Regions from separate parts of the Homo sapiens genome. Here region 1 is linked to region 2. Evidence: read pairs that join two places in POLR2A ChIA-PET (ENCODE). Cell type or tissue: MCF 10A. All regions are shown on one strand. Each heading gives the region's core, and the rest is flanking DNA. Links, peaks and the distances in the headings are about the cores only. Region 1 overlaps ITGA9-AS1 (ITGA9 antisense RNA 1). Region 2 holds the start of PLCD1 (phospholipase C delta 1).

Region 1 (5,366 bases), core at 254-5,253, 180 kb before region 2:
ACAAGAGCAATTCCATCTCAAAAACAAACAAACAAACAAAAAAGAAAATATAGGTTTTATTATTATTCAGGTATGAAGAGGCCAACAGGTCAAGAGACGACTGCCATTGAAAAGACAGATTAGGCTGGGCACAGTGGCTCATGCCTGTAAATCCCAGCACTTTGGGAGGCCAAGGCGGGCAGATCACCTGAGGTCAGGAGTTTGAGACCGGCCTGGCCAACATGGTGAAACCCTCTCTCTACTAAAAATACAAAAATTAGCTGGGTGTGATGGTGCATCCCTGTAATCCCAGCTACTCGGAAGGCTGAGGCAGGAGAATCACTTGAACTCAGGAGGCGGAGGTACAGTGACCTGAGATTGCATCACTGCACCCCAGCCTCAGTGACACAGACACAGCGAGACTCTGTCTCAAAAGAAAAAAAGAAAAGATAGTTTGTTACTCACAGATCCAAGAGAAGGGGACACACCAAGTCATGCAGGAACACACGCAGAAGCACCAGCTTGGTCAGGAACCTGAGGGAGAAAGGAAAACTATGGCAAAGGCATTTAGTGTGGTTTCTACAAAAAGGAACAGGGTAAGCAGGTTCAGGATTAGCTAGTTTAAATAATTTTGGTGGGCTCTGAGGTGTAGGGGCTGGCCCCAGTAGTCTGGTACTTGGCCCCTGGGTGACTAGGGCAGGAAAATAGGGGCCTGTAATTGCTGGATAAAGGGGGTGGTTGGGAATGTGGGCACTGGATTGACTGGCTTGCATATGAAAGACACCCTCACAGGTCAGTTATTTGCTATCTCTAGGAATCTGCTATCAAAGGGGCAGTCCCTCCAAGGTCAGCAAGGCCCCAAGATGCCAAAAACAAGACCCCAATATGTCAAAACATCAGAGTACAGAAAATAAAAGACATGGTCAATAGCATTTGTAGGTTTTCCAGCCAACAGCCCAAAGCATCAGCCAACAGCCGGCATCAACTGTGACATGCGAGAAAGTAAGCCTCCAGATCAGTCCAGCTCCCACTATCAAGCAGCCCAGGTGACCCCACAGAAAGCAAAGATGAGCTAGGCCCACCAAGCCCTGCCTAAACTGCAGATTCATAAGCATATAAGTATTTTTTGATTCTGTAAAAGTCACTAAAATTGGGGGTAATTTTTTACATAAGTATAGTAACTTGAAAAATCGGAATGAACTAAGGCAAACAGACTGTCTCCCAGATTTAAACTGGGACTTATGAAAATTAGTGAGTTGTTAACAAGAGGACAAATGGTTAGACCCAAACTGAAGCAGTGATGAAAGATGCAGCTGAGTCACATTCATGACAAATGACTTGTCTGGAGTAACAGGAGTTTAGTCTGGAGTGGCCTTGCTCCTGAAAGACCCAGTTTCCTGAGGTCATCCCTGAGGCCTGCCAGGTGATATAATAGCTTTCTTTATGGTTTGAGCTGAGTTCCTGTGAGGCCTTGGATGGGCAGAGACTCTCACTCCAGGACCCTCATGCTGATCTTTCCCTGACATGGTCTCCATTTCCTGCACCCAAGGGAGCCTCTCGCCTTTGGAAACACGGTACCCAGCCACAGCTTGGTGTGCAGTAAACAGGCAGGATGGGTGACAACCACCCTCCTTCTTTTCTCTTACCAAGGGCCATCAGGGAGTCAGAAAGACACTAAATATTAACAAGCTGTGTGAACTCTCAACGTCTAGTCAATTCCATGTGGCTAGTATCCGTTTCCCCAAAATATTTTTTGCTTTTGATATTTTAAAAATAATTTTTAGTAGAACGTCCAGAAATTTTACTTCTTTGGTCCCATCCCTAAACTCAGACCAGGACAGGGAACCCCTTCTGGTTTGCACCCATTCCAGAGCCTTCTGGCAACAAACCATCATCTGTGTGTTCTTGCCTAGAAAGGAAGGTCCAGAGAGAGGAGGCCACTTGCCTGTTGCCTCTTTCAGCTGAGATAGGGCCTCCTTCTCCACCCATCCCAGCCAGGCACTCAGGTGTGGATCACAAGGAGTGCCTCCCATGGCCATGGTGGGATCAGAGCCAGATGGGGTAGATGGGGACAGTTCACTGGGGTTAAGAGCCCCATTTAGGAATGTGGGTTGGCAGTGTATGGGGGAGGGGAACAGTGTGCATCAGGGGCGCCTGAGTGTATGTTAGCAGCAACCAAGGAGGGCTGTGTGGCAGGGGAGGGGGAAGTGGGAGAGAGGGAAGGAGAGTGGAGTCAGGAGACAGACTGACTAATTTACTGAGATTTTTTTTTTTACCTCCTTGTATTCTTTTTTTTTTTTTTTTTTTTTTTTGGAGAAGGAGTCTCAGTCGCCCAGGCTGGAGTGCAGTGGTGCAATCTCGGCTCACTGTAACCTCCGCCTCCAAGGTTCAAGCAATTCTCCTGCCTCAGCCTCCGAGTAGCTGGGACTACAGGTGCACGCCAGCACACCCAGCTAATTTTTTGTATTTTAGTAGAGATGGGATTCACTGTGTTGCTCAGGCTGATCTCAAACTCCTGAGCTCAGGAAATCCGCCTGTCTCAGCCTCCTGAAGTGCTAGGATTAAAGGCATGAGCCACGGCCCCTGGCCACCTCCTTGTATTCTTCCCTCCCATACCCTGACCCCTGTTCCAGAGGAGAGAGCCCAGCTCTCTCTCTACCCAGGCCTCTGGGAAGTTAGTGTGAAAAGTAGAAATTGCCTACAAATGCTCATCTGTGATCATGTTCATGAGGGAGGCTCTGAGAACCTTCCAAGACCAAGAGGGTAGGAGGCTGGGTTCCAGGGGAGCTGAAAGAGGAGGGCAGTGCTTGTCAGGGCTGAGACCTGGAGGGCCAGAGCGGGAGGGAGGGAGGGAGAAACAGGCAGTGCCAACGTAGAGAAACCAGCCTGGGCAGAGACAGCCTTGTCACGTGTGAGCCCAAGTACAAATGAGCATGTAGCTGCACGTACCAAGGTGTGTGTCTGTGACCAGACCTGCCCGTGAAATATCTCCCTTGCCCAGCCAAGGCACCGCCCATGTGAATGGTGCCAGTGGGAGGTCTGCCATGGCAGCTGCCTGTCAAAGCTGATGCTATAAAAGATGTGAGAGGGCAACTACCTTCCCAGAAGGGGCTGCATACACACGCATATGGACCCCCTAATATATACACGGGTGCATGCAGTGATGCACATATGGGTTGGCCCTTCCTCTTCATCAGCAGGCAGCCTTGGGATGACGGGTGACATAGAATTCACACCACAGAGTGTGGCCACGTCTGGGTCTGCTCACCTCAGCTCCAATACAGCCTGTGTAGGCATAGGCCAGGGAATAAAGGGGGTACCTGTGGCTGGGCCAGAGCCCAGGGCCTGGGGAGCCTGGCTGAGAGAGGCGACAGATGACAGCAGCCAAGCAAAAGTAACCTCCATCAGCCAGGCCACATGATACCTGCTAGCTGAGATATGGGGAGTCATCCAAGGGACAATCCACACAGGGGCTAAGTGTGGGGTTCCACCTCAAGGGGCTCAATGGCTCCAGAGTCACTAAATCAACTTGAGACTCTGTGACTCTCTGCCCTTTCAGGAGCCAAAGCCACTCCTGCTAGTGGGCTGAGGGCACACAGAGATACCCTGCCCCCTCTGCTCTGGGAGCTATTCTATTGTGATAGGGTTTCAGGGCAGGGCCATGCCCTCCCCCAGCCGGGGCTGTCAGAGAGGGCCCAAGCCTGAGGCCATGTCCTCTTTTTGCACCCAAACTCTCTGGGTAAGGCAGGGCTGTAATTTTGGAGGTACAGAAGTGGTGGCAGGCGTGTCCCCCTCCAGGAAGGCTTCTTGGGTTTCTGGGTACGCTAAGAATGTTTCAGCTCATTCCCAAGGTCCTAGAGTCTATCTCAGATCAGGATGTGTCTTGTTCTCAAATTCCCCAAATATCTCCTGACCACCAGCTTTAGGCCAGATGCCCTTTTCTCTGTGTGCCCAGGACCCTGGTTGACTGCCCTTTTTTCCTTCACCAGTGGCTTGCATCCACTTTGCCTTTCATTTTCCTCCTCCAAGACTGGCTGCCAAGTGGGGCACATCGCTCCAGTTCCCCTGCTTTCTACCCTCTCCAGACAGGCACTCAGGCCTTCATATTCCTGAGGGCGTTCTTTTTTGTTTTTTTTTTTTGAGATGGAGTCTCACTCTGTTGCCAGGCTGGAGTGCAGTGGCGCGATCTCAGCTCACTACAGCCTCCGCCTCCCGGGTTCAAGTGATTCTCCTGCCTCAGCCTCCCGAGTAGCTGGGATTACAGGCCTGCGCCATCATGCCCAGCTAATTTTTGTATTTTTAGTAGAGACGGGTGTTTCACTACATTGGCCAGTCTGGTCTTGAACTCCTGATCTCAAATGATCTGCCCACCTTGGCCTCCCAAAGTCCTGGGATTACAGGTGTGAGCCACTGCGCCCAGCCTCCTGAGGGCATTTCTGCTAATACTCTGGGGAAAACTGAACAAGAGTGCAAATCATGACAGGTAAGGTAAGAGACACGACTGAGCCCACTCTGACTGTGGTGTACACTGAGGAACTGGCAGGGAGAGAGGCCTTCCACATTCAGCTGGGCTCAGGAAAAGGACCACACAACATTGTGGCCACCAGGGGGCGGGCTGCACCTGCTGGACCACTGACCCGTTTGAAAGCCTTATTCTTGGGAGTGAAGTGTCTTTAGATGGGAAGGATGCTGTCCCCAGGTCCCACCTGGGGACAAGTAGAGAACATCCCTGGGGACAAGGGTAGAGGTAGAAGATGGCTAGGAAGCCAGGTGTCAGTGGACATAGACATTTGATTGGAAGAATCCATGTGTGATGGGGGAGAGTGGGTCTTGGTAAGAAAGGATCAGGATGTTGAGGAAGCATGGGAGTTATGGGTGTTGAAGGCAGAAGGATGAGCTTCTGGGGATCCCTTAGGGATGGTGTCCTGGAACAAGCTGAGTGGGGAATACAGGGTGTCTTGAGGTGTAAGGATGTCCTCTGCCTTTCCTAACACCTTGATCATCCCGGTTATGGGGAAAAGTAGTAGCTGGAGGTCACATCCTTCCCCTAGAGATCTCTATCTCCTTGCTTCAGATGCTACTCGCAGGCCACTCCAGCCCAGGCATGTAACTGTGATTTGATTACATGAGCCAGTAGAGCCCCCACTGTTGCTTAAGCTGGTCTGAGTTTTGACTTTAACCTTCAGATCTTAACTAGTTTCTGAACTGGTGCCTGTTCCTTGCTCAAGAGGTCTCAGTGGCTCCAGATTACCCTTAGGTTAAATTCCAAACTCAACCTGGTCTTCAGGACCTCCACCTCTTCCTCCGTCATTATGTCCTACTTCTCCTCAAATACAGCCTTCTCTGTGGAGATTGTAGATGAAAAAGTCCGCTCATCCAGGAACTGA
Region 2 (5,366 bases), core at 206-5,205:
GCATCGCTGACTATTCTGCGCTGGGCAGTTAAGGCTGCACGGCCCGACCACGGTTAACCTTGCACACCTCCTCTCCCCACCCGCTTAGCCCCTGCTCCGCCACACCCGCGCGGCCTGACGCGGTCCAGGCACGCCCAGGCTTTGGGGAGCCTCTGGGGCGGCCCGGATGGGGCAAGGAGAATTTTGGTCGTTCTTGGATGCTGTTTCCTTCCTTCGCCGCCCCTCCGTGCGAGCGGGATCGTGGAGCCCAGACTTTCATGACCAGGACAAGGGGGTCCGCGAGGCGGAGGGAAGTCTTTAGACCCGTACCGCCCGCCCACCCACCCCCCGGGCTAGATCTCGGACAAGCCTGGAAACGCCCAGGGTCGTGCCCGGCAGTCCCACCCAGGGAGCCGCGGGCTGAGATTTTCCCAGTCCGGAGAAGGGGCAGAGAGGCGGGCCCGGGGTGGTGTGGAGGCGGCCGAAGGAGCTGGGGGCTCCCTGTCCAGGGCCCGGAACAGCTTTCCAGGGGTCCACCCCTGCAGGGTCTCCCGCTCGCGCGGGCCAGGCACTCACCGTGCAGGGTCAGGAAGTCCCGGCCCGAGTCCATGCCCGACGGGCGGCGCGGCGGGAGGGGCACCGCGGGACTCACTTGAGTAGCGACAGCACCGGCGGCCTGGGGTCCGAGCGGAGTGCGGTGCAGGGACCTGAATGGACCGCGGTGGGAGGAGGCCGGGGGTGGTCCCGGGACACCGCCCCGCCCCCGCTGCCCTGCGCCCCCGCCCCCTGAGCCCGCCAACCCTCGTCTCTCCCCGCCCCCTTCTGGGGACGCGAGAGGGAGGGCAGAGCTGGGGGCCCGGAGGACTGGCCAACCCTGGCCCGGGCCAGCGGGCGCGCCCCGACCAGAAATAGCCAGATTCCTCCAGCTTCCTCCGCCGCCGCCACCCACGGGCCGCGGGCCCTGTCATTACCGCGGGCGGCCGGGCCCCACGCCCTGTTGTGGGCGCCTCGCTGGGGTCGGGGTGATGCTGGAAAGAATCCGGCGTCATCCCGGGGAAGGGATCGTGTAAGGTCCGACGCCCAGCCGGGCTGCTGCGCTAGGGAGACGCGGCGTCCAGGCTTCCAGCCGCAGCTCCCAGCGTTCGCATTCCCTTCTGCGAAATGGGTGCACGGACACGATTAGAAGGTCTTCAGAGAGCAATACCTGGACCTTGTCGGGAGGAGGGTCCCCTTCCCTCTCGCTGGGAGGTTTCTAACCCCAAGAGTGCCTTTGGTGGAGTGTTGGGGGTGTGGGAGGGGGAAGCAAGCAGGTGCACGGATTTCACTTTTGAGCCACTCATATCCCAAAACCCCAGCGATCCATGCAGCCGAGGGGGAGGATCCCCAGGGTCCCTTCTTCAGGTGGCCTCCCAAGGGGCTGTCTGGGCAAGGTCCCTATGCAGACCCACCCCCTAACTCTTGGGACCCAGAAAACCCCCTTTATAGGTTGCCCAGAGACCCCTCCCACCACAGACCCTGGGAGGGTCCCTAGATCCTGTTGCCCACCACCCCTTTGGAGAGTCCCTTGGGAAAACTGGGCTCTTGGTGTCAGAGAGCCCCCAGAGGGCCTCCCAGGAAGCCACCCAGGCCTCCTGGGCTGATAAGGCCAATGTGAGAGTCAGGCAAAGCTAGTTGGACCAGCTCTGCGGGGAGGGGGCTGGGCTCACCCCAATCCCTCCTCTTCTGGGCCCTAGGTGGCCTTGAATAAGGGATGTGAAACAGCTGAAGGACAGTCTTCTGGTTCTGGGGGTTAAAAGTGGATCAGGACTTCTGGGCTTTGGAGAGCCCCCTGCTCTGCATGCCCCCTCTCCACAGACGGGGCTTCACCCCTTACCTGGCACTCAGCTCCAATCCTGTCCTGCAGTGCGAACACCCCTGCCCTGGGCAGGCCTGTCAGTTCCTTCCTTGGTTTCCCTTCTGCCCAGGGCCACACTCCATGTTTGCTGAGGGATGAGCAAATTCATACTGGCAGGCATCACTCTGGACCTCCATACAGGGGATGAGTGGGGAAGAAGGGTCCCCTTCTCTGCCCTCTGGAGGCCTCCTCAGGCCTTGGAGCCTACCACTTGCACCTCTGATACTCCTGGAGCCTGCAAGCCCCTGTACTCAGCAAATCAGGCCTCCTCAAGCCCCCCTCCTCTTCCTAGGCAGCGTCACAGTGAAACTCTGACACCAGGAGTGGACATGGCTTCATCTCAGTCATCATTCCTATGTATTCACATCATCTCCCAACTCTGAGCCCCAGGCCCCAAGCCAGGACATTACCTGGGAGCCTCTCCTTTCCCTTTGTCTATGTACCATGGTGGGGATGCAGCCAGGCTCTTCCTTTGCATGCTCCAAACCCACCTCACAGAATCCCTCCTCTGGCCCCTGGCACAGACATAGGAGCTGCAGCCTCCTCCCTAGCCCAGGGTTCTTGGGCAGGATGGGCACTGCTGACTCAGAGCTGGCACATGCAACCAGGTTCTGCCAGACATGAGGGCTGGGCCCCGCCCTGCTCATAGAGAAACCCGGCGGCTGCTCAGAGCCGTGGGTGAGCCCTCACTCCAGTCCTCTCCTCTCTTCCCCTGGCTATCGGCCCCTCCTGGCTCTCACAGGCTGGGAGGTGCTCTGCTGGTTCCTGCTAGGGGTAAGCCTGTGTGGTATGAGTGAACTTGTGTGGAGGGGCTGGAGCTCAGAGGAGGCAAAGAGGCTTTGTACCAAGTCACGAAGTTGCTGGATTCCATTCCCTTTGCCTTCACTCCCTCTGCCCTCAACTCCCAGGGCCGTCTGTGGGCCCAGCCCTGGCCAGGTGCCTAAATTACCCTCCTCAAAACCCAGCTCTCAGTTGCCTGTGCAAGATGCCCTGAGATCCCGGTGACTCAGAGGGCTATTTGGCAGGCTTAGTTTGGGTACACAGAGGGCCCACACATGCCCCAAAGACTAGTTCTTTAATGGGGGAGTTTCTGGCATCTCACTCTCCTGACCATGCCCAGTCTTCTATGTCTGTGTGAGGATGGATGGGGTGATGGAGCTTCTGGGATCACTGGAGACAGGGAAGAGAGACCTAGTGTTGGCACCAGTGCCTGCCTCAAGCCACTTCACTTGGTCTCTCCACCACTACTTTCTCTGGAGGCCTGAGGAGGGGGTATTATCACCCAAGAATGCCAACGTTCAGGATGGTCAGGCTCCAAGCGTGCTTCAGGGCTGGCCCTTTCCAGTCCCTCCCCCATGAAATGCAAACCTAGCCCAGCTTGGGTAGGTGAGGTGAATGGGGTTTATTCTGCCCCCTCCCTGTCTTTAGAGCCTCTGCTCCAGGATATGGGGTGAAGGGGCTGTTTAAATCTTGACTTTGCAGCTTCCTGCTGTTAAGACTTTGGAAAAGTGACTTCGCTTCTCTGAGCTCCTCAATCAGGAGCTATAATCATCCTTAGAACTGGCAGAAGTAATGGATGGCAAGTACAGGGCACAAATAAGTACCTGCTAGAAGGCCACCAGAATCCCATATTCCCACAGCCATCCTCTGCCTGGCCTCCTCTACAGATCCAGGTGGCCAGAGCCCAACCTGAGGCTGTTGGTCTGAGGTCATGCCCCTGCTGCTTTTGAGGGCTGCAAAACCCCCATAGGAGCTCCCTCCAGAGGGTCATGGGCCCAAGTCCAGATGCATCAGGAGGAAAAGTGAAGGCTGCTCCTCCCAAGGGAGCAGCTGTGGCAAAGTGAGAGTCCTCAGGTCATGCAGGGTCAGATCCTCAGGTCCTGACCTTGCAGGGATCCAGGATGCCATAGTGAACTATGAGGCTGCTGGACCTGCTGGTAGTCCCAGGACAGTATGGGATTATTTGGGGTTACTATTCTATAATTATATTTGTGGGATTTTATTGTGTATTCATTTGTGAATGTAACTGTGATGTTTATTTCACTGTGGACTGAGTCCCAATGCTCACCTCCACCCCAGAGGCAGAATACAGTGCTTGGCATGGGGAACAGACAGGAAACTTGCCCTCAGACCCTTATCTGAAGGAGGAGGCAGAGGGTAACTCACCTGAAGGAGGAAACACACTTATGGGATGTGTGAACTGAAGAGACCCACATTTGAAAACTGTTCTGCTATGTCACTTATTCAACAAATATTTATTGAGCAGCTACTGTGTAGTGGGCACTGTTCTAGAGGCTTGGGAGTCATCTGTGAACAAAACACATCAAAAACCCCTGCCCTCCTGGAGCCCAAATTCTAATGGAAAGAAAAGAGACATTTTAACAAATGTAAGAAATGAATTGTACAGGATATTAGCAGATAATAAGTAAAATGAAAAAAGTGGGTTAAAGCAGTTCAGGAATGGGATAGGGTTAATTTTTTTTTTTTTTTTTTTTTTGAGATGGAGTCTCGCTCTGTTGCCCAGGCTGGAGTGCAGTGGTGTGATCTCAGCTCACTGCAGTCTCTGCCCCCCAGGTTCGAGTGATTCTCCTGAGTAGCTGGGATTGCAGGTGTGTGGCACCACGCCCAGCTAATTTTTGTATTTTGAATAGAGACGGGTTTTACCATGTTGGCTGGGGTGCTCTTGAACTCTTGACCCTAAGCGATCCACCTCACCTGACAGAATTAAATTTTAAAAGGGTTGATCAGGCTGGATTTTATGGGAAAGGTGACAGTCAAGCAAAGCCTTGACAGAAGTGAGGGACTGAGACATTTAGAGATATCTGGGCAGAAGATTCCAGGCACAGGAAATACACCCTGAAGCAGGAGGGTGTTGGTATGTTGGAGGATGAGCAAGGAGGACAAGGCCAATGTGGCTGGAGCTAAGAGAGCAAGAGAACGGGGAAGTGGGGCGGGCTGATCATGGGAGGAGAAAGAGAGGTAACCGGGACCAAGTCCTGTTGGGCCTTGTAATAATTCACCTTTTATGACTGGGCACGGTGGCTCACGCCTGTAATCCCAACACTTTGGGAGGCTGAGGCCGGTGGATCACCTGAGGTCAGGAGTTCAAGACCAGGCTGGCCAACATGGCGAAACCCTGTCTCTACTAAAAATACACACACACACACACACACACAAAATTAGCTGGGAGTGGTGGTGGGTGCCTGTAATCCCAGCTACTTGGGAGGCTGAGGCAGGAGAATTACTTGAACCCAGGAGGAGGAGGTTGCAGTGAGCTGAGATTGCTCCATTGCACTCCAGCCTGGGCGACGGAGCAAGACTCTGTCTCAAACAACAACAACAACAACAAAAAAGAATACAACTTGGCTGGGTGCAGTGGCTCACACCTGTAATTCCAGCACTTTGGGAGGTTGAGGTGGGTGGATTGCCTGAGGTTGGAAGTTCAAGACCAGCCTGACTAACATGGTGAAACCCCGTCTCTACTAAAAATACA

What was found. ChIA-PET counts read pairs that join two places held together with the same protein. Peaks named below come from ENCODE experiments on the same cell type or tissue, not always from the same donor. Only the 100,000 strongest peaks of a DNase experiment are listed, where the experiment ranks them.
Region 1: POLR2A ChIA-PET joins it to region 2 with 5 read pairs; 11 of 35 experiments call an interaction of 5 or more read pairs at or near these places.

Annotation. Positions count from the first base shown.
Region 1 is chr3:37,850,980-37,856,345 of GRCh38, forward strand. All of the region lies in intron 1 of ITGA9-AS1 (ITGA9 antisense RNA 1), which reads right to left. Among named protein-coding and RNA genes, the nearest start is that of ITGA9-AS1, 8.1 kb to the right of the region's middle. In MCF 10A, for the core only: a CTCF peak has its summit at 4,571 (motif pointing right); DNase peaks (open chromatin) are centred at 1,312, 2,902 and 4,592.
Region 2 is chr3:38,028,951-38,034,316 of GRCh38, forward strand. It overlaps PLCD1 (phospholipase C delta 1), which reads right to left and starts at 692. Exons shown (of 15, transcript NM_006225.4): 1 at 556-692. The coding sequence starts at 589. In MCF 10A, for the core only: no CTCF peak of the experiment used is centred there; DNase peaks (open chromatin) are centred at 2,491 and 2,851.